Linked DNA regions of Homo sapiens: region 1 is linked to region 2. Evidence: read pairs that join two places in POLR2A ChIA-PET (ENCODE). Cell type or tissue: MCF 10A. All regions are shown on one strand. Links, peaks and the distances in the headings refer to the core of each region. The heading gives the core; the rest is flanking DNA. Region 1 has its middle 360 kb from the start of LINC02630. Region 2 has its middle 560 kb from the start of LINC02630.

The links. ChIA-PET counts read pairs that join two places held together with the same protein. Peaks named below come from ENCODE experiments on the same cell type or tissue, not always from the same donor. Only the 100,000 strongest peaks of a DNase experiment are listed, where the experiment ranks them.
Region 1: POLR2A ChIA-PET joins it to region 2 with 10 read pairs; 2 of 35 experiments call an interaction of 5 or more read pairs at or near these places.

The regions. Positions count from the first base shown.
Region 1 is chr10:36,249,410-36,265,621 of GRCh38, forward strand. No RefSeq gene overlaps it. Among named protein-coding and RNA genes, the nearest start is that of LINC02630, 360 kb to the left of the region's middle. In MCF 10A, for the core only: no CTCF peak of the experiment used is centred there; DNase peaks (open chromatin) are centred at 5,002 and 7,652.
Region 2 is chr10:36,454,973-36,471,184 of GRCh38, forward strand. No RefSeq gene overlaps it. Among named protein-coding and RNA genes, the nearest start is that of LINC02630, 560 kb to the left of the region's middle. In MCF 10A, for the core only: no CTCF peak of the experiment used is centred there; a DNase peak (open chromatin) is centred at 7,419.

The DNA of each region.
Region 1 (16,212 bases), core at 4,601-12,600, 200 kb before region 2:
CAATTGAGCAAAAACTAACCCATACTAACTCACAGATACTAACTCACAAATGAGTTAGCATTATTAGGTTCGTGCAAAAGTAATCGTGGTTTTGCATCAAGCAAAAGCAAAGAAATTTGGTATATTATTTAGCTTCTGGTAAAATATCATTTACATTTTTGAAATATTTCATCTGGGTCTGAGATACCAATTATTACTTTTGGGGCTCTCCAGGGATTATGGTAGCATGGATTGGAAACCACTGTTCCTCTCTTCATCCACTGAGACACTAAATCATTTTTTGTTCTTTTACTCAAGTAATTAATTACATTAAATATGAATGCAAAACAACAGATCTTCCCATTCTGAAACTTTCTAAATGAAGCTACATCCCAGGTTGATAGGTAGTAATCAACCTTACCAGATGCTAAGTTCTTGTTTCAAGATTCTACGTGTAATAATAGCTATACTAATAATTATTCATAAAGAATCTACTACGTGTAAACCACTATGCTGGGCTTTTTGATTCACTCTGTAATTTATTTCCCCAAGTAACATTCAGACAGCTTAAGTAAATTGCCCATGGACACACAGTTTATAAGTAACAGATACAGGATTTAACTCTAGTCTGTTTATTCCAAACTGTTTGCTATTTTCTTTTTCTTTCTCTTTCTCTCTCTCTTTTTTTTTTTTTTTTTTTTTTTTTTGAGATGGACTTTTGCTCTTGTTGCCCAGGCTGGAGTGCAATGGTGCGATCTCGGCTCACTGCAATCTTCATCTCCTTGGTTCAAGCAATCCTCCTGCCTCAGCCTCCCGAGTAGCTGGGATTACAGGCATGCGCCACCACGCCCGGCTAATTTTGTATTTTTAGTAGAGACGAGGTTTCGCCATGTTGGTCAGGCTGGTCTCGAACTCCTGACCTCAGGTGATCTGCCCCCTTCAGCCTCCCAAAGTGCTGGGATTACAGATGTGAGCAACCACCCTTGGCCATGTTTGCTATTTTCTTTATACTAGTACAAGAAAAAGAAAGCTAAAAGGTATGAACTTTTATGCTCGTATGTTGCATATATCACAAAAGAAAGGAATTTTTGCTATGAAAGATTAAGAAATTTAATTTACTATGTACATAAATTATTTTCCATCTCCGCTTGCCCGTTATTTCTCTTAATTTTTGTTAATACTATATTTTTAGTATGTCTATTAGTAATAACTTTTGGTATTATAAATGTTACTTTTAAACTTATTTTTCTTGATCTATCGATTTTCAGTGGTGCTTTTTGATGCCACTTTAAGCAGTTTTTTATTTGTGCCATGATTTCTTAGACAGATTTCTGGTTTGCCTGGTGTTTTCAATGCCTTTTGTTTTTTTCTTATTGATAAAAGATGTTTATGACTTCGCTATACCACTAAAATCATTCAAATTTCTAAATATAGCATTTTTAAAGTAATTCTTCTTGAAGATATTCTACTTGGATTTAGGTTAATTGACCACTGCCAACCTGAAATTACTATTCTTTGCAACCATGAATTAAATCTACTTTTTCTTGGATACTGTATTTATTCTCCTGGTGAATGTTGTAAGTTTATGTTTTTATTCAGAAAATTTATTTTTAGGAATCTTACTTTTGCACTTTTGAAAGTACTTTTATTTTAATACTTGACAATGTCATGGAATACAAAATTTTAGGTAAAAATTTTTGCTATCAGGACTTTGAAGGCATTTTTCCATCTTCTTTTAACTTGTGGTGTTGCTGATGAGAAATTTCATAACTATCTAATTTATTTCATTGTTCCTAACATATTCTTTCTCTCTACCAGCTTACATCATCTTCCTTATTTCTCTGTGTCCTGTCATTGTTGAAGCGCTTCCCAGTCGGTTTCCTTGTTTACTGTCCTAATTACTCTTTGGACTCTCCTGTTCAGCAAAAGTTCCTTTCCAATATTCCGTACACCCTTTGCTGCAGCCTCTTACATATTTATTCTGTCCTGTGGCTGCTTAAAGTGCCTTATTCTATAGTTCCTCAATCAGAAATTTATCAAAATCTCAAGTTTACTTATGATCGATATCTTCAGCACTGTAGGAAAAATTTTCCTTTTGTAAATATTACTGTTTCAGTAAGAAATTGGAAGGGAAGTAAACAGGCATGGCTGGTCAACCTTCTTGAACTGTCATGAGTAGGATTTTGGTGTCATAAATAAAAGGAGGATAAGTATTATTGGAAATCTTCAACATTGACACCATACAGCAATCCTTCCAGATTCCCCAAATCAGTTAAGTTTCCTATTTGTTCTATTTACAATTTTAAATCTTCTTCAAAATTCCTTGGCCTTCTAACTTACCACCTCCCAAGCAGTCTAGGTCTTGTAAAGAAAGAACATAGAACACATTGAAAGCAATTTTTGAAACTTCTCAATACAAAATCTATACTTTGCTTGAATGCACACTTATTCTTTTCTTCCTTGCATGTGTTACATTTGGAAAAGGATTCTTTCCTCTTCTCTTAGGTAATCATTCCTTAATGCCCAAGATCTCAGCCCCTTCTACTTCCTTATGGCCTAGTTCCACCATCAACCCCATGCTCTGCTCTGTCCACAACTTTTCCTCCACAATTGCCTCCTTCCTATTAAAATTGAATATGCTTGTCCGTCATCTCAGCCCAGCTGCCCTTGATTCTGTATTATCAACAACTGTTCCCCACATTGGTCACCTTCCTTTCATAGTCACGTTCTACAAAGGGCTTTCTATACTCATCTCCATTTTATATTATATATAATACATATTTATTTTATATACCATATAATATATACATACTATATTATATATATACACATACCATATATAAATACATATAATATGTAGGTATGGTAACCTACTATACTTGAAATGTAGCTTGCCTTTTTCACTTAACAATATATTGGAGGCAATATATTTAAAAAGTAGTTTTTAAAAGCTATGATGTATTCCTTTGTATAACTGTGCTATAATTTATCTAGTCAGTTGCATATTATATGCCATTTATTATAGGTTTCTTTCAGTCTCATTATTGAAAACATTAATGCAAAAAAAGTTGGTGTCCATATGTCATTTCATGTTTGTAGGCTTATATATAGAGAGAATAATTTCTGAATAGTTAAATCATGGGTTGAAGGATATGAGAATTCTTAATATTAACCAACATTGACAAATTGCTTGCCATGGAAATTATTCTGGCATTCTTTCCTATAAGTAGTGGAGGAGAGGATCTGGTTCTCACACTCTCATGCTTCAGATGATGACTGCCCTGGTTTTCCTCTTCTTTCCTTTCCTTCTCCTGTTCAGTCTCTTCTGTTGTTCCTGCTTCCTCTTTCATCAACCATTGATGTTTTTCAGTCTCCCTCCAGGACCTTATGTTCTCACTCTACACACTTTCCCTGTGCAATGTCACCTACTGTTTTGGCTTTATTTTCAATCTGTATATTGAAGACTCCCAAGTCTTTATCACCAGCCTGAATACTCTTGGGACCCATATATTAAATATCCTCTGGACTATCTTCCCTAGGATGTCTTTCAGGCATTGAAAACTGAAGAAGTCTGAAATGAAACTCATCTTCCTTCTGAAGCTGTTTTACTCTCAGCTTTCCCTAGCTCTGTTAATAGACCCTGAATAGGGTCTAGACCCTGGAGTATTCCTTCATTCTTACTTTCCTTTATCAGCCCGTTTTCTTCACTCCCTTTCCAAATACCCAATAAGGATCTATGTTCAGCTGGTTCTATTTTACAAACCCTTGTCCAATCAATCTGTTTCTCTACATTCCCTCTGCTACCACCCTCATCAGGCTACCCCTAACTCTTATGAAATGATTTTGATGACCTCCTAACTTATGCTTCTGCCCATAGTGTTCTCCTCCCATCTGGTCTCCAAAACCCTTTACAGAGATTAAAAAAAGAGTCATTTCACATCATTGCATAAAAAAATTTTCTATAACTCCCCAATATCTTTAGGATAAAGTGCTTCTCCTTCCTGACACTACTTCCCCATGAGATATAACCAAGTTGAACCTTATGCCTTCTCTCATTTACATAGTTTATTGTGCATCTATTCTCTGTGCCTGGACCACACTCTTCTCCACCATCCAATCACAGCTGAAATGACGCCTCCTTAGAGAGACATTTGCTGGTTTCTATAAAAATGTTAGGTCTCCCTGAACTTTCTCCGTCATGATCATTCAACATTTTACTATACATACTTGCTTAATGCCTTTATACTTTTTTTAAGAGTACGTTTTGTGATACTGAGGACAGTTTTGGTCTTGTCAACCACTATATTTCCAGTGCTTACTTAGTGCAGTGCCTCACACATAGTGTACACTCAATAAATGATGATTTAAATTTATGATTGAAGAACGATTAATTACATGTGTTGGTAGACATAAGATAGGCAAAAAATAAGACAGGAACACTAGGTTGTTTTCTTAAAAACGTGGATGGAGTCATGTTGATTCACCGATTTTAGTTTTTCTGTGATTCATGCTATGCATTTCTGAGATGTCAGGTTGATGGAGTAGTTGTTTTGTCTCTGACCTTGGAGCAGAATGGGACAGTAGTTTCACTGGTGCTAAAACCCATGACCTTATCCTTATTAGCACATCTCTGTAAGGAGACTAGTGTTAACATGAAGCTATCAATTTTTAACAACTGTAACTTATGTAAAATTTGGTAAACTATATGCAGGAAACCATTCCCATATGGGGGGTTAACAAATGATTTTTGATGAGTACTATTATTATTGCCCAATTTTAATAAACTGCAGGGAAAGTTTCAAGAGTCCCTGATATAACAACTATTTTACTAAGTTAATGTTTTTTCTTCTCTACTCTATGGTGCCTGCCAAAAGTGTGAGTAAAAAATCTGGATTACGAGGCATTTATTGGGTAAACAGCATTTCATTTTTACACAAACGTTGACATTAATTAAGTCTTCCAACATCTGGGATGTAGGTAAGTGTTCTGCTAATTTTGCAGAGGAGGAAATGAAATCACAGCGGACTGGCAGCTTGCCAAGGTCACTGAACAAGTTAGTGTCAGGACTGGGAGTACTACTCAGGAATTTTTGGCTGTGAATCTTCTTTTCAACAAAAGTAACTCATAAGGAAAAAGCATATTGGGAATATATTCCTGTTTTTATGGTTCCTATCAAACCTGGAAGGCCCAGTAATCTTGTGAGAATTTCTTTTTTCAATCTCAATTTTATGAGTGAGTGTACCCTAGTAAGAATCACATATCCATTTACAATGTCATTCACTCATGTGGATCAGAATTTTGAAAAATCTGTTTACTATCCATTGCTTTTTTCTCTTCATCTTATCTCTTTTTTTCTTTAAGAATTTCAGTCCACGAAGCCTAACCCTTTAAAAAATTATTGTGATTATAAAATGAAAGGCATCCTAGCCTAACCAAATAAATGTCACACTTTGTATTTTTAAACACAATTTTATAATATGTGCTGGTTTGTTATATTGTGTAAATCAAAAATATAAGAAAATGCTTACCCATTTTTGAAAGATAAATGCACCACAATTTCTTAAAAATGTATAGTGCAAGACCTAGGCAATGATTCTAGGATAGGTAGAATGATTAGGAGCCTAGACTCTGGTGCTAGGAAGCCTGTTTCAGTTCCACTTCTGCCACTGATATGCCAAGTGACCCCAGGAAAATCTTTTAACCTTTTGGTGCTTCAGTATTCTCATCTGTAAAATAGGAATAATAGCAGCGTTCACCTCATGGGTTATTGCAAGGATTTAGTGAGTTTGTCCATATATGACTTAGAAAGGTGCCTGGCACACAGTTACGGGACACAATTATCAGTTACTAAAATTATTTGAGGTATAATTGTCATACAGATTGAGCATCCCTAATAAAGAAAAATCTGAAACCCAAAATGCTCCAAAATCTGACACTTCTTGAGCACCAACATGACTCCACAGGTGGAACCCTCCGCAGCTGACATCATGTGATAGGTCACGGTCAAAACTGTTTTATGCACAAATTTATTTAAAATATTGTATAAAATTTCCTTCATGCTATCTGTGTAAACTGCATATGAAACATAACTGAATTTTGTGTTTAGATTTGGGTCCCATCCCCAAGATATCTCATTATTCATAGTCATGCACCATATAATGAAGTTTCAGTCAATGATGGACTGCTTATTCGATAGTGGCCCCATAAGATTATAATACCATATTTTCACTGTACTGTTTCTATTTCTAGATACATTTAAATACACAAGTACTTACCATTGTGCTCCAGTTGCCTATAGTATTCAGTATACTCGCATGCTGCACAGGTTTGTAGCCTAAGATGAATGGGTTGTACCATACAGCTTAGTGTGTAGTGGCCTCTACCATCTAGATTTGTGTAAGTTCACTCTATGATGTTTGCAGAAAGACAAAACCACCTAATGACGCATTTCTAAGAATGTATTCATTATTAATTAACACATAACATATATACATACACATACACACATGCACGTGCGCACACACACACACACACATACACACAGTATTAGTTTGCTAACCCGTCTAGGTTTGTGTAAGTAACTGTATGATGTTTTCACAGTGATGAGATCTCCTAATGACGATTTCTTAAAATGTATGCCCGCCATTACATGACACATGACCACATATGCAAATATTCCAGAATCCAAAACCATCGAAATTTGCAATGCTTCTGGTCCCAAGCATATAAGGGATACTCGACCTGTATTCTGTATTTCTGAAACCAGTCTTAGATAAATGTTAAATATGACATAGAACACATTAAGTGCCAAAGGAAAAAAAATGTGTTGTTAGGAGAGAGAGAGGCAGTTTGGCAGAAGGCCAGATTCCCATTTGTAGCTTATTTCTGTAACATTTCCACAAACTTCCCTTGAGTGCAATGAAAAACTGTGTAAAGCGATACTGCTGGCTTTGAATGAACCCACAACACAAGGGAATTCTTACAGTCAGATTGAAGAGGCTGGCTAAGGATGTTCAGCTACTTTTCCCTCACAAGAATGAATACAGGCAAATGTGGCCATATCGTTTTTAGCATATTTTAAAATTGCTCTCAGACATTAGGCAATTTTGCTAAGCATTTGCCAAGGGAACAGCAAGCTTGGCTGTGCTTTACATTTTATGGAGCTTCATGAAAGCTGGTATTTGAGGAGGAGCAGCCTTTATTCTATCTCTTCGGAGATAGAGATAGCTGTCTAATAGCGCCCCTTGATAAGCAAGAAAATATTTGTAGGGTGTATGCTTTAAAGGTGCCACTAGATGTCCAAAAGCAGTATTTAAGGAAGAGAAAGCATACTCTTTGATAGAGTAGTCATCTACAGGCTTAATAGTTGAAAACACAATTCCAAATTTGGGGTTGCTATGAAATTTTAGATAGTGTGTGTATTTTAGACAGTGTGTGTAACTGAGTGTTTTCAGTGTAGATAATCATGTAAAAACTTCTATCATATAGACATAAATGAAAATCATTTGATTTTTAATATCAGGGACAGGTTAGCTATTGGCCCCTCAAGTTTTTACATTTCCATACAAGAGTTGTGCAAAACATGGATTTTAGTGATGTAGAACACAGAGTGCTTGGGAGTGTTCGGTGGGGGGAAAAAGGCATCACTCATCAAACTGAAATGCAGTTGGTGATTGTGACACAGAGCTCTATCTTGATAAATTGTGGTTTCCTAGTTTTACAGAGCCACAAAAAACCTGGAAACCACTTTGCTCTACTCAGCATTCATTTTACGGCTGTACAATTTCCAACAAAATTTCCCCCAGACATGGAAACTTAGGTAATAAATTAGGAACCTCTTGAATTATCCCATGCTATCTTCTCTGGGATTTTGCTTGTCATACTTCACTTTTGAGATGAAAAACCCTACTTGTGAAACTTCTGGTAAGTGGATTTGTGCTTTCAAAGAGCAGTTCAGAAAATACAATAGCTTTTCCAAATATGCCAATAGAAAAAACCTTTTAACAGCTGTATGCAATTTTTAGGAAGGAAGCATTATTTCAGCATTTTAAGCACTACCCAAACCTTTTAGTCACTTTGCAAGTAAAGCTTAACTAAATGCAGTGGGATATAAGAGGATAATTAGAGTACATCTTATCTCTTCATGTAGTCAAATATAAGAAGATCGTCACTGGATATTATTTTGTCAGCCATTAGATTCTGTGCAGCCTAAAACATAAAACTCCTTTAAGACTTTTTTGCTAATTTAATTCAGTTCTTTTTTTCAATAATCATGTCTAATTAGTTAAATATGCATAGGAAATCCAAACTTTAGTTGAAAATCTGACCCTATTTAGAGTTAACTCCATTCTCTTAGGAATGCAGAATTTAAGCTGGGTCTCAAGAGCCATCTTTCTTGAAATTCATACAATAATTTTGGTGGTCCTTGGAGCAGCAAGAGTTTCTTGGAAATTCAGGATCTTGGGCCCCACTCTGGATTTCCTGAATCAGAATCTCTGTTACAACAAGACCCCCACTGAAGTTTAAGACCTGCTTTAAGTGTCCAGCACCTAGAAGAGTGACTGGCTCATAATAGGTGCTCAATAAATGTGTTGGTTGGCTGGCTGACTACATAAATAAATGATTTCATGGGAAACTGGCCAACAGCAACATGCTTCAATGAAAAATTTTAATCAGTGCATAAAACTTGGTATTCTAACCTGAGGTCACTTAAGTAGGTGCAATGTTAATTCCTAATCAAAAGGACAGGTATTTAAAGCCATCTCATCATGAACGCAGCAAGATTTCTTTCAGAGTCTGAGACAAGAATCATTTTCTAATGATTCCAGGAGGAAGGAAAGAACTCTAGCTTGACTTTAAGAGGTATCTCTAAGAACAATGTTTAGAATTTTAATCATTATGATTGTAAAATTGAACATTGGCACTCTTTCAGTGTGGCTTTTTCTGCCATGGGTGGTGATAAATTCTTACATAGATGATTTCATGATAATCAGTGCAGTAAATGAACATTATGATGTTGTATTGGCCTGTAATTTGAAATAAGTCTCCTAGATATCCTTTAGTAAGGCACATGCTTTGAGCAGCTTTTCCTATGGGGACAACCTGTGTGCACCAACCCAAGCCTCCTCTTCCAACCACCCTCTCTTTGACACATAGTCAAACTGGGGTACAGTCTGGGTGTGGGGCAGAACGCAAGCCCACTGAGCCCTATGGGAGTCAGACCCATGACCCAGCCCTCAGTGACATAGGACTCCAGCTAGCCTCACACTCTGGCTACACTGTATACCAAATGAAAAGTTATTCTCCGGGGCATGGTAAAGGGACATGGGTGGTGTGTGACATGGAGGATATGAAACAGTACACACCACTAAACACTCTTGTGAAGAACCATTGTCCTCAAAGACAGTAGAATCAATCAGTGATTCTCAAGAAGACGTAATAAATCACCAGGCTGCCCCATATGGCATGACAAAATGCTTGTGATTAAGAACATTTATTGATTGTATAACAACTAAGATGACTCTGATAAAATTTGCTTTTGTATGACAAATATTTTTTCCAATTTTTTTCTTTTCATAATAGTCATTTAATCCTATAGTAATTTCTTTGCTTAAAAATATAGGTTGTTGTGAGACTCATATAAAATAATTATATTATTGTGCTATGCCCTTTCTGAAGCTGGATAGCCATAAGTTGTTAACATTTACAGAAGACAAAGTAAAGATATCTCTTCTGGGGCCAGGCATGGTGGCTCACACCTGTAATCCCAGCACTTTGGGAGGCCGAGGCGGGTGGATCACCTGAGGTCAGGAGTTCGAGACCAGCATGACCAACATTGAGAAACCCCATCTCTATTACAAATACAAAAATTAGCCAAGCGTGGTGGTGGGCACCTTTAATCTCAACTACTTGAGAGGCTGTCACAGGAGAATCGCTTGGACCCGGGAGGCAGAGGTTGTAGTGAGCCAAGATCACGCCATTGCACTCCAGCTTGGGCAACAAAAGCAAAACTCCATCTCAAAAAAAAAATTATCTTTTCTGGATGTTAAACAAAATAAAAATAAGACAAAACACATAACATATAGCCTAGATGCCCCAATGCATAGCTTTTAAGTAAAATGAAGTGTTTTGCATTTCTCTAGTGATCAGTGATGTTGAACATTTTTTCATGTGTTTATTGGCCGCATGTATGTCTGATTTTGAAAAGTATCTGTTCATGTTCTTTGACCTTTTTTTTAGTGGGGTTGCTTCGTTTTTTATTAGAAATTTGTTTAAGTTCCTTATAGATTCCAAATATTAGACCTTTGTTGGATCTGTAGTTTCCAAATATTTTCTCCCATTTGTAGCTTGTCTGTTTACTCTGTTGATAGTATCTTTCGCTGTGCAGAAGCTCTTTAGTTTAATTAGGTCCCATATGTCAATTTTGTTTTTGTTGCACTTGCTTTTGGTATCTTTGTCATAAAATCTTTGCCAGGGTTCTATGTCCAGAATGGTATCTTCTAAGCTATCTTCCACAGTTTTTATAATTTTAGGTTTCACATTTAAGTCTTTAATCCATCTTGAGTTGACTTTTGTGTATGGTATAAAGAAAACATCCAGTTTCAATCTTCCACATATGCCTAGTCAGTTATCTTAGTACCATTTGTTGAATAGGGAGTGTGAGATACCATCTCACACCAGTCAGAATGGCTATTATTAAAAAGTCAAAAGACCACAGATGCTGGTGAGGTTGTGGAGAAAAGGAAATACTTATACACACTGCTGGTGGGAATATGAATTAGTTCAGCCATTGTGGAAAGCAGTGTGGTGATTCCTCAAAGAACTTAAAATGGAATTACTATTTGACTCAGCAATCCCATCATTGGGTATATACCCAAAGGAATATCAATAATTATACCATAAAGACACATGCATGTGTATTTTCATTGCAGCACTATTCACAATAGCAAGGACATGGAATTAGCCTAAATGCCCATTAAGGGTAGACTGGATAAAGAAAATGTGGAAGAGATACACCATGGAATAAATACTATGCAGCCATGAAAAAGAATGAGATCATGTCCTTTGCAGCAACATGGGTGGAGCTGGAGGCTGTTATCCTAACCAAAAGAATGCAGGAACATAAAACCAGACACCGCATGTTCTTACTTATAAATGGGAGCTGAACAATGAAAATGCATGGACCCAAAGAAGGAAACAATATATACTGGGGCCTACTTGAGTGTGAAGAATGGGAGGAAGAAGAGGATCAGAAAAAAATACCTATCAGGTACTATACTTATTACCTGGGTGACAAAATTATCTGCTCACCAAATGCCTGTGACACACAGTTTACCTATATAATAAACTTGGACATATAACCCTGAACCTCAAAATTTAAAAAAATGAAGTGTTAAAAGAAAATTTTTTTATAAATTAAATTTAGCGTGTTTATTTGAGCAAAGAATGATTCATGAATTGGACAGTAATCAGAACTAGGAAAGGTACTGGGAGCTCCACCCAGCAACATGGGGGCAGGGGCAGTATTAATAGAAAAGAAATGTTCTACAGAAACAGCATGGTTGGTTACAGCTTGGAATTTGCCTTACTTAGGGATGGTGTGGTAAAGCATTTACCCTATATTGACATGGTCTGATCAGCTGACAATCTGTGATCTGTGATTGGCCAAGACTCACCTGTTTGTTACAGGAATCAACTCTTCAGTTAGGCTGAAGTTTGTTTACACACTGAGTTAGGTTGTAGTTTGCCATGGGAGGACTCAAAGTGGGAAGGCAGATTTAGGCCAAATTTAATTTAACAGAAGTATTTAGCTTTGAATTTGATTCCCAAAATAAGATGATTGACTCTTTATCATATCATTACCACCATTACTTTTATTTTGTATACTTTGAAACGTTTTCAAATATTTTTGCATTTAAAACCTTTTTCATCTCCGTAACATCCCCTGATAGGACAGTCATTGTCCAATTTCACTAATGTAGAAAGTAAGACTCAGAAGTTTCATAATGATGAGGTAAATATAGAATTCTATTTCCTTAACCATAGTGCTACTCATGTCTTTAAAGTATTTTTTATGCTTGCAGGGTGTTTACTTAAAAATAAATATAATACTAAAATTTATTTTTAGTTCCAGACTAAGTATCATAAAAATGATATAAATAAATTATCAATCACTACAAAATGTAGTTTATCAATGGAACATCTATTTGCAATATTCATACCCATGACTGGTAACTATTAGATATATTTAGGAAATTATTCATTTTGGATAATGAGAAATTGAGGATTGAGGGCATATCTTTTCATTAATTAATGTCCATGTGCAAAACTTTTTTACACCCTGTTAGTGGTATACATTTTTGGCTCCATCTTTCTCCCACACCAGGTATTCCCCCAGCTCCGTAGCCAAGCTTCTGGAAAACAACGGGCCTTAGCAGCTGCTATGGTTTGAATGCATCCCCTCCAAAATTCAGATGTTAAAACTTAATGGCCAATGGGATAACATTAAGAGGGGAGGTCTTCAAGAGGTGTGTAGGCCATGAGGACCCTCTCTCATGAATAGGGTTAAAACCCTTACAAAAGAAGCTTCATACAGCATTCAGCCTTCTTGCCCTCCTGCCTTCTGCATGTGAGAAGACAGTGTTCCTCCCCTCTGGAAGATGCAACAAGGCACCATCTTAGAAACAGAGATGAGCCTTCACCAGACACCAAACCTGGCAGTGTCTTGATATTGGACTTCCCAGCCTCCAGAACTGTGAGAAATAAATTTCTGTTATTTATAAATGGCTTATTCTTGAGTATTTTGTTATAGCACAGATGGACTAAGATAGAGGCAATCACTGCATTTACTCAGCATTGTCATGTGCCAGCCTTTGCTCAGCTCTTTTGATACATCATTTCAGTTAATGCTCACAACATCTCCATAGAGAAGGCATGAAGATTTTTTTCATTTTTATAGAAGATAAAACTAAAGCTTAGCAAGGAAAGTGGCATGTGCAAAGCTTCTTGGCTGTTAGATGTCAGACTGAGGTCAATGCTTGAACCTAGTCTTTCTGATGTCAAAGCTTCTGTCTCATTCTCTTTATATTGCTGTTTTCCTACAGTAGATCCACAAAGAGATGAAACTTAAAAACACACCTCACAGTTTCAGACATGAGGAGGTTTTAGGTTCATTTATATCCATTCTGAATTGGGGAGAAAATAATATACTTGGTGAATATTTTCCAGGTCCAAAGCCAAATGCATTCATTTTAGAATAGAATCATCAATGGAAGTTGTCCACATAGCATTTGTTGGGGACCTGTTGTACTATCGGCTTGGGCTAGGTATATAAAAAGCTACAAAAAAGAATAAGACAGCCCCTGGCTTATTGTCTAAGAGAGGAGACACATATGTTAATGAATAAAGCAATAAATATTATGATTTTAAATAAGAAAACAAAGGGCTGTAGAAAGAGGAGAAGTGATTAACTTTGCTTGGGGCATCCTGGGATACTTTAGAGGAAAGATGAAACTTTAACTGTGTATTTAAGGATAAAGAGGAATTTCCAGGGCAGATAAATAAAGTGGGGTTAGGTTGACAGATTGGCATGCACACAATCTGATGTTCTCAAAAGATGGTGAATAGAGAAGACTGGAGTAGCTTAACCCCAGAAGGATTGAGCTTCATTCCACCTTTACAGACAATTCACAGACAATTTATCTAAACAGTCTAGGTATGGTTAATTTGTAAAAAAGGAAAAGTACATTTTGATTTGGGGGATGGACTTGTTGGGAAAGAAGGATCAGTACATGGATAGGGGATGGGAACGATGAAGGTCCTTGACTAACGATGGGGCTATTGGGCAGAAACTCTTGGCCTTTGAAAATCACCCAGGGAGATGGCAGTAGCTGGTGCCAATTCCTGAGATGTAATAACAGGATTAATCTGATTCTTGTAGATATTCTCTCTTACTTTTAATGTATGGATGATTTCCTCTGTTTGAGTACATTTCATATTTGAGCCTCACACCTGTCCCATTAAAGATCTCTAAAGAGGGGGGTGTCTTAGTTCATTTTATGCTGCTATGACAAAACACCATAGACTGGGTAATTTATAGAGAGCAGAAATTTATTCTTTCAAAATTCTGGGAACTGGGAAGTCCAAAATTAAGGCACAGGCAGGTTAGGGCCTTAGGGCCTGGTCTGTCTGCTTTCCAGATAGAGACTTGAATCATGCATTCTCTGGAGAGGAGGAATATTTTATCCTCACATGGCAGGAGAGCAGGAGAAAATCCCCACTCTTGCAAGTCCTTTTCATAGCAGCATTAATCCATTCACAAGAGAAGAGCCCTCATGACATAAACACCTTCCATTAGGTCTCAGCTCCCAGTGCTGTCGCCTTAAGAATTAAGTTTGGAGATTAACAAGTTTTGGAGGGGACAAAAACATCCAAACCATAGAAAGGAGGAAAAGTTCAGGGGACCTGAGAAAGGTAAGCTTTTGCTCAATTCCTTTCCTCCATATGACTTCATAAGACTTGATTTATTAATGTAAATTAATATTAATTATAGTTATAATAATAATGGTACCAATATCTGTCGGATGCTGGAGACATCTGGGCTAAACTCTCTATTGAATCATTTCATAAGATTCTCTTAGCAACCCCATAACATGGTGCTGCATTTACCTCCTGTTTCCTGTGAAATTGAGTCATAGAGAGGTTAAGAAACATGTTCAAATTATGCAGTTTGTCAGGAACAGAGCTGAGATTTGCGCTCAAGCCTGATGGAGAGTTCTTTACGTAGTTGACCTCTCCCATTTATCTCCAATTATCCTGCAGCACAGTAACAATTATTCAATATCATTAACTAAAACATTAAACTTCTCTATTAATTTTTTGATGATACTGAACTTGTTTCACATAGTCATCACTTTCACAGGTTTTTGCTCACTTAGTAAATCGAATTTAAATCATGGTTGAGCAGATAGAATTTTAATCAATCGAAAGGAACTTTGGCTACAAGTGGACAATTTATGACTGTTACTCTGTAGTTCACAAGCTGGAAGCTGCCCTGTACTCATTCAAAAGCGCTTTCAATATTTGAAAAGTTATATATAAAAATGCCACGATTTTTAACTCTTTGGGGTTTTCTAATCATGGGTGAAAATAGCAAAGGAGAATCTTGATAGAACAATGTGTTTCAGAGTCAGGATAGGACACTTTGGAGAACAGAGTGAACCTTGTGGACAGTTAGTTCTCCCACAAAATCTTTGACATTTGCTGGATAGAATACAGAATAATAGTACAAAGTTCTGAAATATCCATCACTAGGTTTCTGGAAAAAAATTAGGATAAAATAATATTTTAATGAATTTTGAGTAATTCCCAGAAGATGAAAATCAGATATTGACTATTTTAATGACTTTCATATTTGTATTGTTTTAAAAATTATTTTTCCATTGTATGAACTTTCTTATGTACCCCTGATATTCTCCCACAGTGATTTGATTAAAATGTAGTAGAATATATCATGCAACGTATTTTGGTGTGAAACAAACACTGGATCAAAGTTTTCATAGTTTTCTTTATTTTTACTTGCATTTTGTTGTTTTGATTTTTTTAAAAAACCCCACAATAGCAAACAAAAAATGTCATGTGAGCCTGAATTTTATGAACGCTTAAGGAAAAATTTTCAGAAAAGAATATCTTCTCCATTAACTCCATGAGCATAGCTCCCAGATTATAAGGACTTTAAAGATCAATTTCTCCAATAGCCATAGAGAAAATTTTCTCTTTTCCTGTGCAGGGTCACTTGAACTGTAAACACTAGTGGAGTATTTATTTGGAAAATAGCCTCATGAGGTTCTGAACTGATCTGAGAGAAAAAGAACGCTTCAGGACAGCCTCTATGATAATATGTTTCAATATTAAAACCAAACTTAAGTGGTCTGTTTATATGAACTAAAAAAGCTATATGCCAATTTAAAAAATGAATTTTGGGTTATATCTTGCCACAGGTTCTAAGACAATGGTCTTGGAGAGTAGCTCCATTTTCTGTATTCACTGTGGCTTGTAGATAACTCAGTTATCTGAGCTGATGGTTACATAGTTCTGAATTGAATGTCCAGTTATTATAGAAATGTATCTTGGAAGTTTATTTATCTCTGAATCTTTTTTATCCTATACTTCAATGGATTTTTTTTGGAAACCTGCTTTAAATATTACTAACATCAAAATATCTTGTCTTGGAGT
Region 2 (16,212 bases), core at 3,747-11,746:
ATGCTCACATGTTTTTCCTTCTTCATTAGGTTGATAAGACGAATTACATTAATTTTTAAATGTTGAACTAGTCTTTTATTCCCTGGATAAGCCCTGCTTGGAATAATGTATTATCCTTTTTCATGTTACTAGGTTTGACAAACTACAATGTTGTTGAGGATTTTTGTTGATTGTCTGAATCTCATTTCGTTGTCCTAGTCAGATAGAAAGGCTTTCTTTCCCATCCTCCCTTCCAGTTATTTTGGGACCATGTGATTAATTCTGGCCAATTAGACAGAAGGAGGAATGCTCTTTCAAAGTTGAGGCATGAGTTTTCTTTCCCTCTTTCATCTTCTGCCAGAGTGATTATGTTGATAATGTGAAGACTGAAGATGGAAACAGACTCAATTCTTGAGTTACTACTCAGAAGAGAGCTTCCCTGGAGAATCCTTGGACCTGCAACACAGTTGGGGGTGAATGGATAAGATATCTTGTTTATTAAGTCACTGAGATGATGGAATTAATTTGTTAACATGGATTAAATTAGTTAAATTAATTAAATTATACTATCCCATTAAGTGAAGATGTAGGATTTCAATAGGTTACGTAAAACAAAAATAAAATAGCTTAAAGATGATTGTTACTTGAAGTTAAGTAACTCAGCTCAAAGCTACACATTTGTCATTCAGAATTGGGGCCAAATTCAAACTAAAACTAAATGTTTGAAGGAAAAAAAAAATCCTAATGAATCACTACCTTCCAAGACTTAGTCAATAATAAAAGTGAGTATTCAGTCATTTTAAACGGAATTTTTTTCTACAATAACAAATCCTAGAGCAGTTGGTTCCTTTCCAAGTCATAGGAATACAGAATTAAGATTTCCAGCATCAGTATTCAGTACAGAGGTTTGACTAGCTAACTCTTGCCAGATCTAAAAACAACCAGTGAGCACCTCTGATATCAGGCAAGGCCAGATAAGCAAACTGAAACCTCTCAAAACGATTTACCTGTGAGTCAATTACTGATCACACTTTAACAGCCAGAAGGAAAAATAGGCAGTTACACTTTAATGGCTTTATCTCTCTGTCCTAAGTGATTTTTTTGTTTGTTTGTTTACACTTAAACCAATCACATTTAGCCACTGAATGCTTTATAAAAAAGCAGATAGATGAGTAAGTTGAACAGTGCCAATAGTCTTAAATCATAGATTATTTTACATTAAGAAAATGAGAACTGGCCAAGTGCGGTGGCTCACACCTCTAATGCCAGGACTTTCAGAGTCCGAGGCGGCTGGATCACTTGAAGTCTGGAGTTTGAGACACCCTGGCCAACATGGTGAAACCCTGTCTCTACTAAATACATGAAAATTATCTGGGCACAGTGGCGCGTGCCTGTAAACCCAGCTACTTGGGAGGCTGAGGCAGGAGCATCGCGTGAACCTGGGAGGAGGCAGAGGTTGCAGTGAGCAGAGATCATGTCACTACACTCCATCCTGGGCAACAGAGCGAGACTCTGTCTTAAAAAAAAAAGAAAAAGAAAAAAAAAGAAAAGAAGGGCTAATGATAACCTTTTAAAAAGAATTATGTGTGCTAAATTACAGAAAATAAGTGAACAGGGAAATGTCCCAGTTGGCTAGTGAATATTTTTCTTAGCATACTTTTAAAAATGTGGGTATAACATGGAAATCATAAAAATCCTAAAATGTATCATTTCATATAACATATGAATTTACATTGCCATACAATATTTATCAACGTATTGTACTAAATGCCTAAAGAATAAATTCAGTTGTTATCCCTCTATCTGAAATCTTTTTTAAATAACCACTAAAGCATTAACACAAGGAAATTTTTCGACAATGCTATTCATTTTATTTCATCTTTCAATAGATGGGGCTTCTATGTGTAATCAGATTGGCCCTTGGGGCCTAAAAATAATGGAAATTTTCAAATGGACTTGGAGGTTGCCATGTAGGACTTACTACAATAGCAGTTCCATTTGGGCATGGAGAATATATAAGTATTTGCAGGAATGGGCTAGGCGCGGTGGTTCATGCCTGTAATCCCAGCACTTTGGGAGGCCGAGGCAGGCAGATCACCTGAGGTCGGGAGTTCGAGACCAGCCTGACAAACATGGAGAAATCCCATCTCTACTAAAAATACAAAAACAAAATTAGGTGGGTATGGTGGCGCATGCCTGTAATCCCAGCTATTCAGGAAGCTGAGGCAGGAGAATCGCTTGAACCTGGGAGGTGGAGGTTGTGGTGAGCTGAGATTGCACCATGTTGGGAATAGGCCCCCAAAATCTGGCCGTAAACTGGCCCCAAAACTGGGCATAAACAAAATCTCTGCAGCACTGTGACATGTTCATGATGGCCATGACGCCCATGCTGGAAGGTTGTGGGTTTACTGGAATGAGGGCAAGGAACACCTGGCCCACCCAGGGCGGAAAACCACTTAAAGGTGTTCTTAAACCACAAACAATAGCATGAGTGATCTGTGCCTTAAGGACATGCTCCTGCTGCAGATAACTAGCCAGAGCTCATCCCTTTATTTCGGCCAATCACTTTGTTTCCCATAAGGAATACTTTTAGTTAATGTGTAATCTATAGAAACAATGCTTATCACTAGCTTGCTGTCAATAAATATGTGGGTAAATCTCTGTTCAAGGCTCTCAGCTCTGAAGGCTGTGAGACCCCTGATTTCCCACTCCATACCTCTATATTTCTGTGTGTGTGTTTTTAATTCCTTAGCGCCACTAGGTTAGGGTCTCCCCGGCCTAGCTGGTCTCAGCAGCACCATTGCACTCCAGCCTGAGCAAATAAGAGGGAAACTCTGTCTGAACAACAACAAAAAATAAATTAAAAAAAGTATTTGCAGGAATGGACAATGCAGTTTCTAAGGTAATCAGTGTCATAAGCACTGTTCTTAGCTGCATGCACCATTTGGGAATACATAAGCAGATGTTGAACTCATATTTCTTCAAGGCTGTAAATCTCAGTAGCAGGAGTCAAGCTCAGTCCCCAGAAAAAGTGGGCCTGTGATTACCCCCCGTACATTTTCCAGATGTTTCCTCTTGCCTGCCATTATCACCTGATCCTGCCAGATTATATTTCTCTTTACTATTTTTTTAGTTTCTTTTAATTAGAAAAACTGTCTCCTCAAGTTTAGGCATTTATAAATTCTCTTCAAGCTATTCTTTTTATAAAACAGAGTCTAAAATGCAAAGTTATGCAAAGTCTAAAGGGCTAGTGAGAATTAGATTGCAGAGGAATCTAATCCCCTTCCCTCCCTTTGCACCTAAGAGGAAAATTTCACAAAATCCTATGTATTTGAGATTGTTAGGGACATCAAAAAGGAGCATGGATTTAAGCCCATTGTGAAATGCTTCCAGAGGTTCCTAAGATTAAAAGGGAGAGATCAGGGTTCTGTCAGGCTTTTGTTAGTGCTTATCTCCTAGTCTTTGCATTTTGTCCTTCTCCTACCCCTCTCTTCTTTCTTCTACTTTTCCCAACTAATCCAAATTTGAATTCAATGAATTTATCAATCTCATATAATATTGAGGTGTGATTGTATTAGTTCATTTTCACACTGCTATAAAGACATACCTGAGACTGGGTAATTTATAAAGAAAAGAGGTTTAATTGGCTCACAGTTCCACAGGGCTGGGGAGGCCCCAGGAAACTTACAATCATGGCAGAAGTGGAAGCAAACATGTCCTTCTTCACAAGCCAGCAGGAGAGAGAAGTGCAGAGAGAAGGGGGAAAGTCCCTTATAAAACCATCAGATCTTGTGAATATTCACTCACTATCACAAGAAGAGCATGGGGGAATTGCCCCCATGATCCAATCTCCTCCCCCAAGGTCCTTCCCCCAATACATGGGGATTAAAATTCAGATTACAATTCAAGATGACAGCCAGGCTATATCAGTGATTAAAGGCAAGTTAATCCTATGGGATTCTGCAATCTTCAAAAAAAGAGTTTGTTAATCCAAATAAATAATGGCCTTTCAAGAAATATATTATTATTTTTAATTTAATTTTGTTTTATTTTATTTTATTTTATTTTTGAGATGGAGTCTTGCACTGTTGCACAGACTGGAGTGCAGTGGCGCAGTGTTGGCTCACTGCAAGCTCCACCTCCTGGGTTCACGCCATTCTCCTGCTTAGCCTCCCGAGTAGGTGGGACTACAGGTGCCTGTCATCATGCCTGGCTAAGTTTTTGTACTTTTAGTAGAGACTGGGTTTCACTGTGTTAGCCAGGATGGTCTCAATCTCCTGACCTCGTGATCCACCTGCCTTGACCTCCCAAAGTGCTGGGATTACAGGTGTGAGCCACCTCACCCGGCCAAGAAGGATATTTTTAAAGGAACAGACTTTCTGATGCTTGCGTTCACTACGACATCCCAGCCTCCACTACCCTTAGGAAGAATATATATATATATGTGTGTGTGTGTGTGTGTATGTGTGTGTGTGAACATTACTCAGTAGTAGGCAGAACAAAATTCAGCCACTATTTTTATAAAGGTAAATACAATCTATAAAACTTAGTAAAACAGAAAAGTAGTCACCACCATGTTAGGGAGTTCTATGGCTGTAGTGGACACAAAGAAAGTTTCAAATCACAAGGGAGAGTTGGTAATAATGACATCACCTGTACCTCCCATATACCACCCTACCCTAATGCTATACTACCTAACTAATGCTGCTACTATAACTGTGGCTACTACTACCACTGCTACTTTATTGTCATTAGTTGTGCCTTAATATTGTACAATTCTTTATAATTTATTTTTTTAATGCTTGAAGACTTTTATTTAATATCAAGTTATTTTTAAGGAACAGGGAACTAAAGCAGAAGAGAGAAGGGGCTTAGTCCTAAGCACAAGAAGTCTGTTTTTAATTTTCCAAGAGTGAGAGGAAAGGGTTTTCTTTTTCTTTTTCTTTTTTTGAGACAGAGTCTTGCTCTGTCACCCAGGCTGGAGTGCAGTGGCATGATCTTGGATCACTGCAACCTCCGCTTCCCAGGTTCAAGCAATTCTTCTGCCTCAGCTTCCCGAGTAGCTGGGACTACAGGCATGCACTACCATGCCTGGCTACTTTTTGTGTTTTTAGTAGAGACAAGGTTTTACCATATTGGCCAGGCTGGTCTCGAACTCCTGACCTTATGATCCACCCACCTCAGCCTCCCAAAGTGCTGGGATTACAGGCGTGAGCCACTGCGCCCGGCCAGGAAAGGGTTTTCATGCTACAAGCCTCTTGGTGAAATTTTAGTTTGAGCATTAATTTTGATCTCCATTCTGGTTATGGTATCAAACTAGCAGAAGCATGAACAGCTGACACATGTTTTACACAAACTCTGGAATTGGCTGCAATGACTTGTCTTGGTGAGGGGAATTCTAAGTGCCAGGCCAGCTAAGAACCAATGCAATTGAACCAATGCTGTCTAATACCAGGCTATTATATCCATAGAACACTCTTGATTTGCCTATGGCCAAACTTCTCAAAACTTTATAAAACAGGGTCTAAAATACAAAGTTATGCAAAGTCTAAAGGGCTAGTGAGAATTAGATTGCAGATTGCAAAATCACTTTTAGCTGAAACTAATAGCTTTCTGTCATTCGTTAGTGTCAAATATCTTTTTTTGTTGTTTTTTTTGTTTGTTTGTTTGTTTTTTGAGACAGAGTCTTGCTCTGTTGCCCAGGCTGTAGTGCAGTGGTACAATCTCAGCTCACTGCAACCTCCATCTCTCAGGATCAGGTAATTCCCCTGCCTCAGCCTCCCCAGTAGCTGGGATTACAGGTGTATGCCACCATGCCCGGCTAATTTTTTTGCATTTCTAGTAGAGATGGGGTTTCAACATGTTTGTCAGGCTGGTCTCAAACTCCTGACCCCATGATCAGCCCGCCTCAGCCTCCCAAGGTGTTGGGATTACAGGTGTAAGCCACCGCTCCTGGCCTCAAATATATTTTTGTTGCATTTGACCTTTATATACTTCTTTTTGAATAGTCTCTTGACATCAACAATCCTCTACTTCTTGATTTCCTCTTTCTTCTCCTTCTTCTATAGCTTCAGCTACATTCTCTGTATCCTGTTACTCCAGAATTATGGCCTCAATCCTTTTCTCTCCTACCTAGACAAACACTAATTTTGAAGATCAGGTTTTATGTATGTAACTATCCCTTTTATAATCATGATAAACACTTTGTCTACATTTTTATTCTTGAAATTTTAATTTCTCTCCCATATTTCCAGCTCATATAACACCATTAAATATTTGCTAAACATCTGCAGTAATTGCCGGAGTTACAGAAGAAATCGAAAACCTACATCTTGGCTTCTAGGAACTTATCTTTCTTTTCCTACAAAGTTATAAAGACCAGGAACATGATGTACTTACTTTAATAAGCAACTCTCTCATCAAAAACGACATGTACAGAAAACAAACTTGTCATCTCCCTATATTCATTAACATCTTCCTTCCCCATGAAGTCCAGTAAACTTTCTCGAGAATTTTCTGATGACTAATTCTTGTTGGAACTGTCATACGCAATCAATGTATGTGTTCTGCTGATAATTCTTATGAAGCATGCTCCGATTCAATGCTTTAATCTCAACATAAGCTGCTCTCCTCACATTCGGATTCTGGACAAAACTTCCTGATTACTCCCAACTTTCTCATCCTCCTCTTCCAAACCAGCCTGTTAACTGATGCTGTTAATTTTCTTAAAGACTTCTCAAATGCCAAGAGTACATCACTCACAAAAATGTTATGCTTTCTTATTTTGTTATCTTCTCATACCGAAATCTATTTCTTCAATATCATCTTACTTACTACCTTGGTTTTACTCCAATTCTATATTTTTAAGGCCTGGATCAAGATTTAACTTTTCCATGAAGCTTTATCAGGTGGATTGCAGACCACATGGTTTAATTTTGGTCCCAAAAGATAAATTATTAATATTGACCTATACAAAGCTGTCTTATACCTCAACCTCCATTGTAAACTCCTAGAGTCTACACTGTCTTTTCATTGCCCATAAAATAGGCATATTCTTCTGTTTCTAGTCTTTTTATCCTTCCTTATTAAATATTTGAAATTTTAAAATTGATAACAAATAATAAAAGACAACAAATAATCATTTTGTATAATTTACCAATTTACCATAAATTGTTACTCAAGTTGCCCTACTTCACTCTGATCTTGCATGCTACAAAAGTCATCCTATAAGATGCTTCAATTTATGCAGGCAGTAAGATGTTTGTAACACTAAGAAAACTCAGATTATATTGACAATCAGATTTATTTATGAAAATAAGTATTCATATTCACAACTTGTTATGGAGACAGAAAACACATCTGCTAAAATTGGCACTCCCATTTCAAATGACTCATGGACAGGGAGTGATAAACTATGATTTGCCAACAGGTTCATGTACCAGTTTGTGGCTTGGGTTGACATCACATGATCTTTCTTTTGCAATCTCTGGCACATGCTTCTCACATAGAATGCCAGCTATAGTTCAGTGGACATTTCTCAGAAAAGGACACAATGTCAGAGAGAAGCTTGCCACTTCTCAAAATGTGTTAGAATTGATGAATGTGTTAGAATTGATGAACACTAAGAATTGATGAACGGGTTACACTGGTTAAATTCTTCTTTAGCTTCTTTTCTTCTTTTTTGCTGTTAGTCAAGATGGGAGTCTTAATTTTTGTTTCAGCAAATGTACATCATTGTCACACAGAAAAACAAGCAACATCATAAATAGCAGTGTTAATAAATTAACTCATGATCATGCTTTTAAATCTAAATATAAAATAAAGAAAAATATTTTAAAAATAGGAAAATAAAAATATGAATATATTTATATTTAAAGAAAGAGTTACACTTATTATATTTTATGATCTATATATTCCTTACTGTAAAAATAAACTGTGAACATATTCAGTTTAGAAAATAAAGTCCTTATAGTTGAGCCTAAAAAGCTGTGTTTTCATTTCCAAATTGAGGCAATTTACAAGTAGGTGTCAAAGCAAACCATTTTCTTTTAATTATGTAGTAAATCATGTACCATGAAAACTTCCTAGGAGATTATTGAGAAAGGATGTTCTTGGCACAGAGACAGCCACATGAAAAATTGATTAGCATTGCAGAACAGAAACAAGCATGAGAAATGGAAAAGAAATATTGAAAGAGGACAGATAATTATGACAACTGGGTGTCTTGGCTAAGTGACTATTACAGTCAGTATTAGAAACTTGTCACCTATTGGTTGATTAATTTGTAGAGATCTCCAGGGAGACACTAGAATATATCAAGCTCTGGGACCCGGCTACCTGGTACATATGGTGGCTCTGCTATTTTCTTCCTATGTGGCCATGGGTAGCCTCCTTAATCTCTTTGTGCATCCATTCCCTCATCTGCAAAATGGGAATAATAATCATACCTTCTATGTAGGCTTGTGATGAGAATTAAGTGAGTCCATGTAAAACACTATAAAAAGTTCCTGGAATACAGTAAACATCCAAATGTTTGCTCTTATGAATATTACTGGTTGTAAAGGCCAGGGACCAGTACCTGTCTGTGGTTTGTTAGGAACCGGGCCACACAGTAGGAGGTGAGCAGCAAGCCATGGAGCAATGCTTCATCTGTTATTTATAGCTGCTCCCTGTCACTTGCATTACTTCCTGAGCTCTGCCTCCTGTCAAATCAGCAGCAGCATTAGATTCTCATAGGAGCACCAATCTTATTGTGAACTGTGCATGCGAGGGATCTAGGTTGCATGCTCCTTATGAGAATCTAATGCCAGATGATCTGTTACTATCTCCCATCACCCCCAGATGGGACCATCTAATTACTGGAAAACAAGCTCAGGGCTCCCATTGATTCTACTTTATGATGAGTTTTATAATTACTTAATTACATATTACAGTGTAATAATAATAGAAATAAAGTGCATAATAAATGTAATGTGCTTGAATCATCCTGACCCCGCCCTCCACTCCTGGATGGAGAAACTGTCTTCCACAAAATCAGTACCTGATGCCAAAAAGGTTGGGGACTGATGTTGTAGCGCATTGAGTAGAATATTAGAGAAATTTTACCATAGCTTAATCATTCAATTTTGATCTTTACAAACCAATGCATCCATGGGAGAAATTCATCATCAGATTTTGAAATAGACACTTATTTTGTTATAGCCAAATCCCTTAAACATAATACTGGGTAAAGGATGTAATCAAAACAAGCAGTTCACGTGGATTGAGAAAGTCTTTTGTCATCATCTCCTTGGCTACTGGTTTTGTCCTATTTAATATTTATTTCAACACCACGTTTAAAATATGAAGATGTTAAGAGTCAATTTTTAATATCAGCAATCTTATTGGATCCTTTCTTAATGGTAATACATTGACACTGCTTGGTTTAGTGCCCTCTTTGTTTACAATTGCAGTTGATCTCCTCAGATTCCTTAAGGCAATCCTGAATAGCAAGACTGCCTCACAGAAAAATGTGTGTAGTTGGTAAAGTTGAGAATAGGCAGCTTGCCACCTCTTATTTTCAGTCATACATACAAATGCAAAAGTCATATTTCAACATGCTCTTCCTGCTCTATGCCCTCACTATTGGGGCTTCATTTTGCTCTGTTTATAGAAATGGTTTTATATTCTTCGTTTAGTAAATTACATCAAGTTCTAGAAATTTAGGATTGTCAAGTGTTTATTACTTCAAGCTGTCTCTGTACTGCAAAATCCACTGTATGTTGATAGCTAATGATTTGCAAAGCATCGTGATTGTTCATAGTTACATGCACCCACTGCAAAATCCCAAAATTAGCAACAACATGTTGTTTAAATGTGTCTTTGGAAGAAGAAAACATGGAACATTGGAAGTCACTGTGTATATACACATGGCTGGTGAGAAGATGAAAGTGCACACTGGAAATCCCTGAAAGCTTTGCTAAGTTATAGCTGGCAGACTTGGCAACATTTTGCATTTTTAGGAATTAGATTTTGATACTTTTTTGTGTGAAAGCAGTAGGATCTGAATTGCTCCTGTATCATCCGTGAAGGGAGCTCTCTGTTATCTCAGCTGAATTTTCGGCAACCACAGTTTTGAAAGAACTAATGTTCTGAACAGTTCTTAAGAGATCCATGAAATTATTCTTCCATTTTCCCTCTTGTCTGTAATCTTAGAGAAAGATATATGTAAATTAATGTGAAATGCATCAAGGATAACAAGTTGAAATTGAGTCATACTTTCACCTGCCTGTGACATTTCAGGAGGTAATCACAATTCATCATGGTCACGTAAGGGGTTATCAAAATATGCAAGTTTAAATGGGGCAGAGGATTGAATGTGGGCAAGGTGTATTATGCAACTCAACAAATAAGCAATTTCAACAATTCTGAAAACTAGCTGAAGTATGAAATAACTTTGAGATTAAAAATGAACAAATTCTGACTAGTGTAAAACAGAAAAACAACCAAAGGCAAATAGCTTACTTTGAAACAATCCCAGGTGGGTTTAGTATAATTTTGCCTGGCAGAAGGAACAGTGTCAGTGATTCCCAAGGTCTCTTTGAACCTCCCTGTTTGATCACTCTGATTTTCTTCTTTCAAGGGCATCACATGTATTTTGAATGCCATGTCTGTGTGATGCACCTTCCATGTATGCATTCACTTCTTTTCTTTCTCTGGATGCAGCTCAGTTACACAGGGAGCAATGCCCTCTGGAGCTGGCATGCTGCTTGCTGTTTCTTCAAGTCCATAGTTAATGAGGATGTTTGGAAAAGTACTGAGGTTGGTAAAGTCACAGCCAAGGGAAGGGGACCAGAGTAAGCGTGTTTGTTTTTGAACTAAGCAGCATTATGTTTCTGTAATAGTCCTAACTCACAGATTAGTGCCATAATGCAGTAACATTTATTTTTAAATTTTATGGATGCATTTATATCCTTTTTCCTGATACTCATTCCTCAGGCAAATTTTAAAAAACTGATTAAAACATTACTCATACATTCTTTCTTGATGTTTGTGCACATTTTTTAAATCAAATTTTGAAAAATTGAACATTGCCATTTAAGTAAAATTGACATAAATATTATACATAAAAGTTGTCAGAGAGCAGTTTCTCTAATTAATTTTTGTTAACTTTTCTAAATGTATTTATCCAAGAAAGTTGAGAAAAGTAAAAATTATTGTCCTTCTTTAAAGAATTTGTCGGTGTTTTACCTAGCAATCACGTGACTTTTGAAACATTAAAACAAACAATAACTTGATATAATTAGTAAAAGGTAAAAACTTAGATTAGATACTTCTATTGCCTACATGTATAAAATGGACACAATACTTCCACTCCTGCCAGTCTATCTCCTGGCAATGTTTACTAAATGAAATAATGAACTTACAAATTACTTTGAGATGTAGTAAGACCATTCAGATATAAGATAACATGTATATTATTTTTTTCTAAAATTTACCTTTTTGTAAACTGTATCTCCTGAAGAAATGCACAGGAAAGTGAAAACACCATGGATTTTGAATTCAGCTCCATTATTCAGTGGCCTGGAAAATGATTTTGAAGTCATTTTATGTTTCTGATCTTTGTTTCCCCAGATGTAAAAGTTGAATGATAATTGCTTATGAAATTTTCTGTGACCACTATCAGACAGTATCAGTAACAGAATCAATATATATCAATTTTCATCATTCTTCCATTTCAATAAGGTCTAAGAAAGGTAGGTTACTATATTTAGTGTATTGATATTTTAGAAACATATAGTGATAGTTTCTGAAGCAATAATATTCATTGGAGAAATAAAGCTGATAATTTGTCTCACTCATCTTTGTTTGGTGCATAATAAACACTGTAAATAGTCAGTGATCCAAAGAGCAAATGCTTAAAGTGGCCAAGATATATGTATTTTTAAAAACTTTCTGGTGCAAAAAGTGCATATACAAAATATAATATTGTACCATAAAACAGACCCAAAACAAATTGATTACAAATATAATTAATTGTACGTTTTCTTTTCACTTTGAATTTATAAGGCCTTCGGGGAAGACCTGAATTTGTCAAAGAAATTTGTCAAAGAAAATTAACCTGAAGTATATTTCTTTTTGATGAGTTTTTAAATCATTCTTTTCAATGTAAGGGAAAGATGGCGGAATAAAAATGAATCTAAGACTCTACCTCCCTCCAAATCCAGTAGAATAAACCACTGCCATGACCACAAACAAAACCCATATCAAACAAACAAATAAGTGAACTTAAGGGCCAAGTGGGAAGGTTGGGAAAAATCAAGGATCAACTGGGAATAAGAAATCCTGCATGCCACCTGGGGATCTCTGCATCAGCAGGAAAACCTTCCAGGGCTTGCCATATGCTAGGCATATCAGATAGATTCAGGGCAATAAATTGCTTTACGTATTTTAAGGAGAAGATTTAATACAAGGAATATAACATTTTTGCAAGGGCTAGAATGGTAGGAGTCAGGTCTAATAATGGCTCTCTCTTGTGTAGAAACCACTGCTATAGCTTCAATCTAAGAACCTGGAAGGCACTACCACCGCTATCTCCTCTTCTACAACCAGCTCAATACCTCCTGACCGCACTTGTGACCAGAAAGTGGATCCACAAGGCTGCCTCCACAGCTCTTGTCCACACTCGTGTCCCTGGGACCTTGCTTGCCTGCAGAAACCTCAGCAGGATATGGGATTTCAGTTCAGAGATGAATTGCAGGTAGAGCATGAATGCATCTAATTTGCATCCATGACCCTGTCCACAAAGGAGTCTGGGAAATAGGCTTTTAGTTTTCCAGCCTCTACCATACCATAAGGCACACAAGAGGAGGCAGGAATGGATGTTGATGGCCCAGTGAACATATTCAGAGCTCCAAGGTAGGGTGGTAATTGGAAAATAAGCTGCAAATGACTGCAGTGTGATACTCCCTTGGTTCCATGGAGTGTCACTTGATGCAGGGCATTTGAAGAAATTTCCATAGAGAAAAAAAGAGTCAGCCTTCCTAGCAAGTTCTGCCTTCAGCCCCCCCAAACTCTTCATCCTGTGCACTTACACAAACCAGGTTATAAGAAATAGAGTTCAGGCCAGGAGCAGTGGCTCACGCCTGTAATCCTAGCACTTTGGGAGGCCGAGGCAGGCGGATCACGAAGTCAGGAGATCGAGACCATCCTGGCTAACACGGTGAAATCCCATCTCTACTAAAAATACAAAAAATTAGCTGGGCGTGGTGGCAGGCGCCTGTAGTCCCAGCTACTCGGGAGGCTGAGGCAGGAGAATGGCGAGAACCTGGGAGGCAGAGCTTGCAGTGAGCGGAGATCGCGCCACTGCACTCCAGCCAGGGTGACAGAGCTAGACTCTGTCTCAAAAAAAAAAAAAAAAGAAAAGAAATATAGTTCAATCCTATACACCAAGGCTACAGAAAATTCGGGGGAAAAGAGTCAGTAAGCAAATAGAAGATGAAAAACATACGCCTGAAATATTTATAACTAAATCATGTATTCACAAATGAAAATAGCTTCTTTTGCTGAAATGGTAACAGGGCAAATGCAATTTTAGTGGACTCAAGGAATTTAACTGCTGCCTAAGTATCTGGCATAGTACACAGGAGTGACTTTGGAATAAAGATTATATTTAATCTCCACTTTTAATCATCTTAATTCAAGAAATTGAAGAACATAAAACCCAGGGGTTTTTTTTCCTATTTAAAAGAATGCGCTTAAATAGCATTAGTTGACAGGTAACTACTTCAGTAAATAAAATATCCTTTTAATATAATGCCAGACTCTTCACGCCCCACCCCCAAGTCTCCATTATCCTGTAGAGTAGCTCACTATCCTCACCTGCTTTGGGCAAAAATGACTCATAGTTCAGGTGCTAAGGAAGCTGTTCATTCTATTGCATATATGTATATGGAATTACTAATTAAGCCAAGTCTTTGTGCATGAATTTGGAAATTTAATTAGTAGAGTTGATTTTTAAATTATTTCTTCGAATCACCTAGTCCATAATAATATTTGTCCCTGTGGGCTACAATTTGAAGAATTTTAATCATAATCTCCTTTTCAAAGTAAGAATCTTTCTCAAGCCTCTTTTCATTAAGAAAACTATTTATATGAAATACTTGGCAAGCCAGAACAAATCCCACATTCCACTTAGCAAAAAACAACAACAACAACAAAATCCCATTAAACACACAGTTAATACTTCTCAACACTTGTAAATCCAAAGTTCATGCTTGGGGTATACGTGCGTGTTTCCAAATTCAGAGGCCTAAACTTGATGTGCTTTAAATGAAAAAATTTCAGGTCAGAAAGAAAGTAGGAAAAATCTAGAAACCATTGGAAGATGGGTAAATATCTTCAATTTCAAATTTCTCTTCCCTCTACAGTTTCTTTATCATGTATGATGTGGTTGAAAGATCATTGCCATGAGAGCTTAGACAAAGAGATCTCCTCCTGTCTCAGGCACTCACTGGACGTGTGTCCTTGGTTACATGGAAGATGTTACCCAGGTCTGTGTGCCCCAGGCACACCACATTAGGAGTTTGAATAATACAGTTTCTCAGTTTCTAGAGTTCCATGAGTCTCAGATGCTCACTGTTTTCTGCATTGTGAACATGATTTTATTTATCAAAATAGCTTTATCTCAGATGCTTTATGCAGATGAATAGGGTAGTAGTGTCTATAATGAAACTGAATTGCTCTCTTGTTGTTTGGTTCCTGCCTTTGTCTTATGACTTACAGGTTAAAAATGGTGTTTTGGGCATTGCGCCGATATGGCTGGTTACCCTCTCCCTCCTGCACACATAGGAACCACCCCTTCCTGCCCTGTTACACATAGGCTGAGTCAGTGAGAAGCCTTTTCTTTCCCTGCACCCTAAAAGGTCCTGTGTTTTGACAATAAAACCACAAGATTTTGAAGAAGCCTGCACCTCTGCAACCTCTGCATTGAACTACATGAAGCACAGTCACTGGTCACCAGGACTACAGTGGGTTGACTCTATGTGAAGATGCACATCCAGAGATTTATTGTCCTTGCCCCTGGGTCTATGGAGTTATAAAGAAGGAAGGAATTAAGCATCTTGTTATTGAACGGTCAAAAGGAAAATGTCACTGAGTGAGTGACCTTAAGCAAGTCATGAAGCTGCACGAGAAGGGTTTACCATGGAGAAGAATGAGGGGTCCAGGCAGAAGCCTCCAAGACAATAAAGAGATGAAGTAATGAAAGGGAACTGAGTGACCCAGGAGGCCAGGGCTATGAAACACACTCTCCACCGGCTGCCACTACATCTTGTCTGATGAGGTCAACCACCACATTCAAAAAGTAGCATACTATCTTCTTAATTTAGGTTCCTTTACTCAAAATGCTGTTTAAAATACCTAGTTCGTAAGTGCACAGGTTATTAAATATACATTGCTTTGACCTACACTATGGATTAAAGTTGAAAATTAAGTCAATAACATAAATGGTTAATACACAAGTCACTGATTTAGAATAAGTTTTTTTAATCAATGTGTTTATTTTAAATTTTCATTGGGTTGGTTTGGAGGTCATTAGGACATTTTGAAGGTTTATGGTGTCCATGAAGGACTGGTTCCAGGACCTTCCTAAGATACCAACATTAGCAGATGCTCAAGTCCCTGATATCAAATGGCACTGTATTTGCATATAACCTATGCACATTCTCCTGTTACTTTAAATCATTTCTAATTTACTTATAATGCCTAATGCAATGTAAATGCTATGTAAATGCAGTTGTTCTATTGTATTGTTTAGAAAATAATGATGAGAAAAAAATCTGTCCATGTTCAGAACGGACACAATTTAAAAAAATATTTTTGATCCACAGTTGGTTGAATCCACAGAGGTGGAATCTGCAGATACAGAGGGTCGACTACATATAGAACTAGAAACTCAGAATTTAAATTTTAGCTTTATTGTTGTTCACAAGTTAATTAATACCATTAATATTATTGGCCATCTTTGTGACACTAACCATTCCCTTGGCCATTTTGTTCTGCCTCACTACCTCAAAACAAGAGGTTACAAATGGCCACCATCTCATTTCATTTCACTGTGTGTCAGGAATTCAGGCAGGTCTCCCCTGGGTGATTCTTCCATTCTGGGTGCCATCCCTCGGTTTACTCAGTGGTTGTCAGCCAGCAGCTGGACTGATGTCTGGTGTGGAGGGGTCACGAGGGCTTCAGGCACAT